Linked DNA regions of Homo sapiens: region 1 is linked to region 2. A link is an interaction called in ENCODE POLR2A ChIA-PET data of the cell type or tissue named here. Cell type or tissue: B cell. All regions are shown on one strand. Links, peaks and the distances in the headings refer to the core of each region. The heading gives the core; the rest is flanking DNA.

The links. Peaks named below come from ENCODE experiments on the same cell type or tissue, not always from the same donor. Only the 100,000 strongest peaks of a DNase experiment are listed, where the experiment ranks them.
Region 1: POLR2A ChIA-PET joins it to region 2 with 7 read pairs; 2 of 35 experiments call an interaction of 5 or more read pairs at or near these places.

Annotation. Positions count from the first base shown.
Region 1 is chr6:90,330,304-90,334,696 of GRCh38, reverse strand. It overlaps LOC105377891 (a long non-coding RNA gene), which reads right to left. Exons shown (of 7, transcript XR_942778.4): 2 at 3,265-3,333. Among named protein-coding and RNA genes, the nearest start is that of MIR4464, 20 kb to the right of the region's middle. In B cell, for the core only: no CTCF peak of the experiment used is centred there; no DNase peak of the experiment used is centred there.
Region 2 is chr6:90,409,126-90,413,518 of GRCh38, reverse strand. No RefSeq gene overlaps it. Among named protein-coding and RNA genes, the nearest start is that of MIR4464, 99 kb to the right of the region's middle. RefSeq lists enhancers at 1-701, 1,723-2,082. In B cell, for the core only: no CTCF peak of the experiment used is centred there; a DNase peak (open chromatin) is centred at 1,988.

The DNA.
Region 1 (4,393 bases), core at 139-4,138, 79 kb after region 2:
AGAAACATGTGGGAAAGTTTGGAACATCCTAGAGACTTGGAGTGCTCAGAAGACAGAAAGACGTGGGAAAGTTTGGAACTTCCTAGAGACTTCTTGAATGACTTCAACCAAAATGTTAACAGTGATATGGACAATGAAGTCCAGGCTGAGATGATCTCAGATGAAGATGAGGAACTTCTTGGGAACTGGAGCAAAGGATTAGTAAAGAGACTGGCAGCATTTTGGCCCTGTCCTAGAGATCTGTGGAACTTTGAACTTGAGAGAGATGATTTAGGATATCTGGCAGAAGATTTCTAAGTGACAAAGCATTCAAGAGGAAGCAGAGAATAAAAGTTTGGAAAATGTGCCACCTGATGATGTGATAGAAAAGAAAAACCCATTTTCTGGGGAGAAATTCAACCCATGCAGAAATTTGCATAAGTAATGAGGAGCCAAATGTTAATCACCAAGACAATGGGGAAAATGTCTTCAGGGCATGTCAGAGACCTTCACAGCAGCCCTTCCTAACACAGGCCCAGAGGCCTAGGAAGAAAAAATGATTTCATGAGCTGGGCCCAGGATCCCCCTGCTGTGTGCAGCTTGGGGACTTTGTCCCCTGTGTCCCAGCAGCTCCAGCTGTGGCTAAAAGGGGCCAAGGCACAGCTTGGGCCGTGGCTTGAGAGGGTGTAAGCCCCAAGCCTTGGTGGCTTCCACATAGTGTCAAGCCTGAGGGCACACCAGAATCAAGAATTGAGGTTTGGGAACCTTCACCTAAATTTCAGAGGATGTATGGAAATGCCTGGATGTCCAGGCAGAGGTGTGCTACAGGGGTGGAACCCTCATGGAAAACCTCTGCTAGGGCAGTGTGGAAGGGAAATGTGGGGATGGAGCTCCCATACAGAGTCTCCACTGGGGCACTGCCTAGTGGAGTTGTGAGAAGAGGGCCACCATCCTCCAGACCCCAGAATGGTAGATCCACTGACAGTTTGTGCCATGCTCATGGAAAAGCCACAGACACTTAACACTAGCCATAAAAGCAGCCAGGGGAGTGCTGTACCCTGCAAAGCCACAATGATGAAGCTGTCCAAGGCCATGGAAGTCTATCTCTTGCATCAGCATGCCCTGGATGTGAGATATGGAGTCAAAGGAGATCATTTTGGAACTTTGAGTTTTAATGACTGCTCTATTGGATTTTGGACTTGCATGGGGCCTGTATCTCCTTTGTTTGGGCCAATTTCTCCCATTTGAAATGGGTATATTTACCCAATACCTATACCTCCATTGTATCTAGAAAGTCACTAACTTGCTTTTGATTTTACAGGTTCATAGGCAGAAGAGACTTGCCTTGTCTCAGATGAGACTTTGGACTTGGACTTTTGGTTTAATGCTGGAATGAGCTAAGACTTTGAGGGACTGTTGGAAAGGCATGATTGTGTTTTGAAATGTGAGGACATGAGATTTGGGAGGGGCCAGGGGTAGAATTGTATGGTCTGGCTGTGTCTCCACCCAAATCTCATCTTGAATTGTAATTCTCTTAATCTCCATGTGTAGTGGGAGGAACCCAGTAGGAGGTAATTGAATCGTGGAGGCAATTTCCCTCATGCTATCCTCATGATAGTGAGTGAGTTCTCACAAGATCTGATGGTTTTATAAGGGGCTTCCGCCTTCTTTCAACTCTCATTCTTCTCCTTCCTGCTGCCATGTGAAGAAAGATGTGTTTGCTTCCCTTTCCACCATGATTTTAAGTTTCCTGAGGCCTCCCCAGCTCTGCAGAACTGTGAGTCAATTAAACCTCCTTCCTTTATAATTTACTCAGTCTTAGGTAGTTCTTTATAGCAGTGTGACAATGGAATAATATAGGAAGTAATATCATTTTTGAATAACTTCTCTATGTCTTCTGCTGCAAAGTCAGGTTTGAGAACCACTAAGACAACTATATTGAACTCCCTCATTTTATAGATGAATAAACTGAGACAGGGAGAGATTAAGAGATTTGATCAAGGCTGGGCATGGTGGCTCATGCCTGTAATCCCAGTACTTTGAGAGGCCGAGGTGGGAGGATTCCTTGAGCCCAGGAGTTCGAGATCAGCCTAGGCAACATGATGAGACCCCCATCTCAAAAAAAAAAATTTTTTTTTAATTAGTTGGGTGTGGTGGCATGCACCTGTGATCTCGGCTACTCAGGAGGCTAAGGTGGAAGGATTGCTTGAGCCCAGGAGGTCGAGGCTTCAGTGAGCTGTGTTGGTGCCACTGCACTGCAGCCCAGCAAAAGCACAAGAGCCCTTTCTCAAAAAAAAAGAAAAAAAAAAACACTTGATTAAGAACATAGAGCTGGGTAGTGGTAGTTCCAGGACCTCAGAGCCCATGATTTTCAACTTAGAGTAATTTCACTTTACCACACTAACTCCTCCTTAGCCCCGTTAGTGCCATAGATTTCTCTATTTGCTCTTTGTCATTTCCAATGTCCCCCCTCTAATTAGTTAGTCTACATCAGCCCCAGTTCCAGAGCCTATAGTGGTTCCCCAGGGCAAGGCTAGCCCCAGAAAGTACAATCCCTAGGCAAATATATTTTACAAGGCCACGTCTATATACATGATTTGATTAGAAAATGAGTTTGTGTGAGGTATAGTGATTTACTGGTAAAAATTTAGAATAATGGGTATTTGTTTATTGCCCAATCAGTGCATGTAAAAATTCTTGTCTTCTTCATCCCTCATAAATAAGTTACCCAAAATCAACCTGTGGAAACCATTCTAGAGGTCCAATGGCATGCAGTCTAACAAAAGAAATAACCTGTTGGTCAGTGTCAGTGGGAACATATTTTCATCAGACTGCTTTCTTGAACGAGGCTCCACCTTGGCCCTAAGATCATCTTACAGGTATGCGGTTCAGAGCTTCTCTGGACATCTGGTCAACCTTACCAGATGGCTAGAGAGTAGGATAGTGCTCTGAAGGAGAGAAATGGGATCTGGCTTGGACACTCCACCCCAATAAGACTGTAGGCCAGGCTTCAAGCAAAGCCATTTAAATCATGGGGGTCCCTGAGGTGTGGGGGCCCAAAGCAGGAGTCCGACCCATTGTTAAAGAGCAATACTGTCTCATCAGCTGGTTAGTAGATTGGGATGCTATGGAAGAGTATTTCAGAACCACTTTTCATAGCTTTATGAAGACATCTGGCCGACTGCATTGTATGTTAAATAAGTAGGAACTTGGATGCATTAAAAATTAATGGAAAATTGTATGAATAATGAATCTGTGGTGGTGTATAAAATGATCATACATTACCTCCAGGTTAGACAATGCCTCCCTGAAATGGTACAGGCTATGTGACCTTACATTCTTTTCACTGGTGGCCTGAGGAGGACAAGAACAGAAGAGAAAGTAAATAAAACCTGGGCCGGTTGAAGAACTTTCAGCTGTGCAAGCTACTTGTGCTTATAAAGCAATGTGCCTAAGGGTCTATCCCTGCTCCTTATTTTTCAGAGATGTGACTTAACTGCAGATGCTACAAACCCCTTGAACTGACCCAGCCCCCTGTAAATGAGAGACCCCTCAGGATGTCAGCAAAACTGATTTAGGTCAGCCATCTTGGAGCCATGCCAGCTAAAGATGTGGCTGCAGGAATTGCACTGATGTGGCTTGGCCCACAGAGGGTTGGGTGGAGGGGCACCAAGAATAAGGCAGTGTTTACCTAGTGCCCACCTTCACCCCATCCTCCTCCTCCCCACCAAGCCCGCTCTGCAACTTCCGGAGAAAAATAGTAAAATCCATGTCTGTCTCCAGCCTCATGGGGTTATTTCCAAAGGTTTGGTAGTTTCTCATGTTTTCCTTTTCATCCTGCCAGTATCCAATTACTTGGTTATGTCTCTCTCTCTCTCTCACACACACACTCACACACAGTGCTGGCACATTTTGACTTGCAAAATTTTAGATAATATGTATATATGTATATATATATACACACACATAGAAACAAAACATATATATGTTTATATATGTTTATATATATACATGTAAACATATGTGTATATATACATATATACATAGATATACATATAGAAAACATATATATGTTTAATATATAAAACATATATATGTTTAATATATGTATATATATACATATAAACAAAACATATATGTGTATATATATACACACATAAACAAAACATATATATGTTTATATGCGTATATATGTGTGTGTATATATGTACATATAAACATATATATATAGATGGAGTCTGGCTCTGTCACCCAGCCTGGAGTGCAGTACGCGATCTCGGCTCACTGCAACCTCCACATCCCAGGTTCAAGCAATTCTTCTGTGTCAGCCTCCTGAGTAGGTGGGACTACAGGTATGTGCCAACATGCCCGGCTAATTTTTGTATTTTTAGTAGAGGTGGGGTTTCACCATATT
Region 2 (4,393 bases), core at 144-4,143:
TCCTGGGGCAAGGCATTGCCCTGCTGGGGTTGGCACAATAACAGGAGGAGTGGGGGGCGGGGGGGTGCCACGCATGGCAAAGAGGAGTCGGCACAACCAAAGACGCCCGGTCACTCTGATGATGTCAACTGTCTGGCTCTGAGATGGGATAAATGAGGTGACCCTCCACACTCCAGGGACTTCAGCAAAGCTGTTCCTAGTTCCATGGAGGCGAATGAGACTGAATGGCAGGACAAGGAGCCCCTCAGTGTGGGGTGAAGAGATGAGAAGTCTCAGACAAGAGGCTTCCTGAGGAGCCTGGGTCAAGGGCACTGTGATGGGGCATTCTTGGTGGAACAGGTGTATCAGTGCCCCTCCCCCGCAGATGGATGCCCATGCACTGCAGTGGGTAGCTGGAGTCTTCAGTTAAGAAGCTGCCCAGCACAGAACTGGGTCCCCCTTCATGCCATAGTCTGCTTCCTCCCTGACCTGTGGAGAAGGAGCCTCTTTCCACTGCCATCCCAGACAGTCAGGCACAGCTCTTACAGCTCTAGTCACCAATGAAGAGCAGAGGCCTGGCCCCACATTCACACTTGGCTCCTTGTCCTGGGCTCCTGGAGTGAGCTCAGTTCTGTTCTCAGCTCAGCTCCTGCTGCCAGCTCAGAATCTCTGTGTCCTGAGGGGCCACAGGTTTCCCAGGCCCTCCCCATGATACTGAGCCTCCTCACTCTGTTCCTGGCCTACAGAGATTTCCATGTCCTCTTTCTTTCCTTCTTTCCTTTCTTCCTTTCCTTCTTCCCCCAATCCCACCTTCCTTTTTTCCTTTCCTTTCCTTTCCTTTCCTTCTTTCTTTCTCCTTTTTTAATCATGGTTTTCCTCTAAAGAAGTGTTTCTAAAACCCACGCCCACCCTTCCACATCTAGCTCAGTTCCTTGGTTCAAGGTTTTTCTCCCTGGGCCCATTATCAGTTTCCTAACAATTTGCCATTTCCCACCTCTGCTCTCTCAAATCTGTTAGGGAACGACTGCCAAGTGCAGTCTTCTCCAAAAGTGGTTCTGCTCATTGCATGTCCCTACTTAAATGCCCTTGATGACCCCCATTAAAGACATTACTATTTAAGCTGTGTTGAGGATCCCCAAGTGGAGGTATGTAAGTGAAATATCAATCCAGAGTTCTAATTTGTGCAATTTTTCTCTCTGGGCAAATGCACTTGGCCCACCAGGGTCCAAGTTGCAGAAAAGTCTTAAGAGACTGAGTACAAGATAGGAGATAAATGAACAGGTGTTGGCTTTTGGCCACCAAGCCTGAGAACCCTTAACCCAAGTGACCATTCCTAGGTGAGGTGCTGGGGGAAAAGAATGTATTCCCAGGGGTCAGAGATTCAGGATGCACAGGTTTCTTCTAGGAACAAAGGTTGCAGGATATTTGACTATAATATAGTGCAGAGTCACCTAAATTGTCTTCCATCTAAAATCCCTCAAACCTACCATCCCTTTTAGTGCCAGCTTTCTGGGCTAAAAACTGAAGGGATGAGCAGGGTGTGGTGGCACATGCTTGTAATCCAGCCACTTGGGAGGCTGAGGTGGGAGGATCACTTGAGCCCAGAAGTTTGAGTCCAACCTAGGCAACATAGTGAGTGAGACCCTGTCTCTAAAGTATATATATATATATATATATTTAAGTAAAGGGATAAGAAAGTCAAGTGAAAGATGAGAAACATCCAAGCTGCTCTCGTAGAGGTGATTGTCAGACCCCGGGCGTTCCTTTGCCGCAGTCAGCAAGAAGACAGAGTAGTCCAATTCTCAGCAGCCGGAAGGTGCCTCAGCACCACAAGCCAGGCCCCTGAGTCAGAGGAAAGACCAAGGCTGAAAGGAGAGAGAAGAATGCGTTTGCTGTAGAGTTCACCTGTGAAGCACGCCAGGGAGCCCTTATATGGAAAGGCAAGATTATAGGGAGGCGCTTTTCTAGATGTCAGTTTCATTCTAGTGACAGCTATCCCTCATTTACATATTCAGGCCGATAACCTAAGGGAAGGTAAATTACAGCTGACTCATTTGTAAATTGAACAGAGAAAGTCCCTTCTCCTTAGCCAGCACTCACATTTGGCCCCTAGCCATCAGACCAAGCATGAACTGTTCACCTCTTGGTGAACACACCCTAAACATCTCTGCCATTGCACTTTTGCTCATGCTATAGTCAGCTGGGTGCCCTCCCTTCCTCCACTTCTCTGGCCTTCATTTTAAAAATATCACCCATCCTTCAGGACCCAAGTGAAATGCTACTTTGGACATGAAGCTTTCCGTGATTGTTTCGTCCTAAATGATTTTCCTCTCCTGGGTTCACGTGGCCCTTTCAACTTGCATTTTGTTCATTTTGTTTTCCACCACATCCTACTTTGTGATGGAGCTATTTGTGTGGGTCTGAGGGCACCAGTGACTTCCAAGTGGCTAATCCCTGTCCTTATCTTTCTTGGTGTCTTAAAGGTATTTCTTTCTTTTTTTTCTTTCTTTCTTTCTTTTTTTTTTTTTTTTTTTTTTTTGAGACGGAGCCTCACTCTGTCACCCAGGCTGGAGTGCAGTGGTGTGATCTTGGCTCACTGCAACCTCTGCCACCCAGATTCAAGTGATTCTCCTGCCTCAGCCTCCCGAGCAGCAGGGATTACAGGCGCCTGCCGCCACAGCTAATTTTTGTATTTTTAGTAGAGATGGGGTTTCACCATCTTGGCCAGGCTGGCCTTGAACTCCTGACCTCATGATCCACCACCTCAGCCTCCCAAAGTGCTGGGATTACAGGCATGAGCCACTGCACCCAGCCTTAACGGTATTTCATACTCTTAAATATACTTTCCCTCTTAAAATTCTTATCACTTCGGCATCTGTATAGACATCTGGGATCTTGCCTGCCTGGCTTCTTCTCAGTTTCTTCAGGTAACAGCACCCTGATTTTCTTTTGAGGAACCATTCCTTTCCCAACTTTCAGTCTATGTGAAGTGTGGGTAGAGCTGATGTCAACCTCTAGCTCAGAGATGGGCATCTAGCCTAAGCTAGGCTAACAATAGTCACACCTGGTGTGGTTGCTGGAACCAATCGAAGAAGGACATTTCTTTACTTTGGGTAGGATGTAAACCTGAAGCCTCTGCTGGTGACCCTATCAGGCCACCACATGGGAATATCCACCTGGCAAAGAAGCCCATCCAGAAGGAGACAGAACTGAGAGATGGGGGGAGAGGCTGTTTCCCAAGGAGCTGGATGTTTGAGCTCTTGAACCCAGGCATATCTGACCAGTCCTGATTTCAGGCTATAGGAGCCAATAAATTATTCTTTTTTTGGTTACATCAATTGAAGATGGATTTCAGTAATATGCATTTGAAAGATTCCTAATTCAGCCTCTAGTATACTACACTCTTCTGCCTTTCCACCTACCTAGCTGTTCCTCCTCAATCTCCTCTGCAGACAAATCCCCCTCTCCTCAGACTTTAAAGGTCATAATCCATCAAAGACTGGTCCTAGTCTCCCTTGTTTTCCTGCTCTTTATATCTCCCTTGGCAATTCCAACCACCCATGATTTCAATCACCATCTCAAAATTCACAGCTAATTTAACCCAGGTCTCTCTAAATATGTACATGCATCTGCCGACTCAGCATGTATACTTGAATGGCTCCCCAAACAGCTCTCCTGTGTTCCTAGCATAGCAAAAAACCTGGAGTCATCTAACCTGTTCTCCAAACTTTAGCCATTAATGTAAATTAGATCATTTCTTTTCTGCCCATATCCTTCCAAAACTTTCCCAGTGGTAGTAGCAGCACAGACCCCAAGGCCCTGCTCAATGTAGTTCCTGCCCACTTCACCTCTCAGGGCTCTTCTCCTTGCTCCCTGAGCTCAGTCACTCTGGCCTCTTATTACTTCTTGGAAGGTCGTGTGCTCTCTTCCACCTGAGGGCCTTTGCACTCATTCTTCTCTTTGCCTGGAACTCCCTCTGCCATCTTCACCTAGTTCACCGCAAATCATCCTCAGATCTCAGCTAGAAGGCCCAAGAAGCCTTGCCTTACTCTTCTAGACTAGATCAGGCCACCATTACATACTCTCATAACATCCAGTAACTCCTTCATCATACTCACTATTCAGTTGATTCTTTGATTAATAGATTTGTCTCTCAGGAGACTTTGCTTCAGGAGGCAAACACCATGTCTGTTTTTCTCATTTATGTTTTCTTAGCACTTAGGCCTGCTGTATAATGGGCACCGGGCATCAGTGAATAATTGCAGAATAAAATGATGAATACTTAATGTCTCCTGCTAAGTGAATAAGCGCTTCCAAACATGTGGAAGCAGGTGGGCGTGCAGGAAGGGCGGCCTCCAAGCAGTGGGACTGCCATGAAAAAGGCCAGAGAATGGCAAAGGGAACTTCCAAGGGA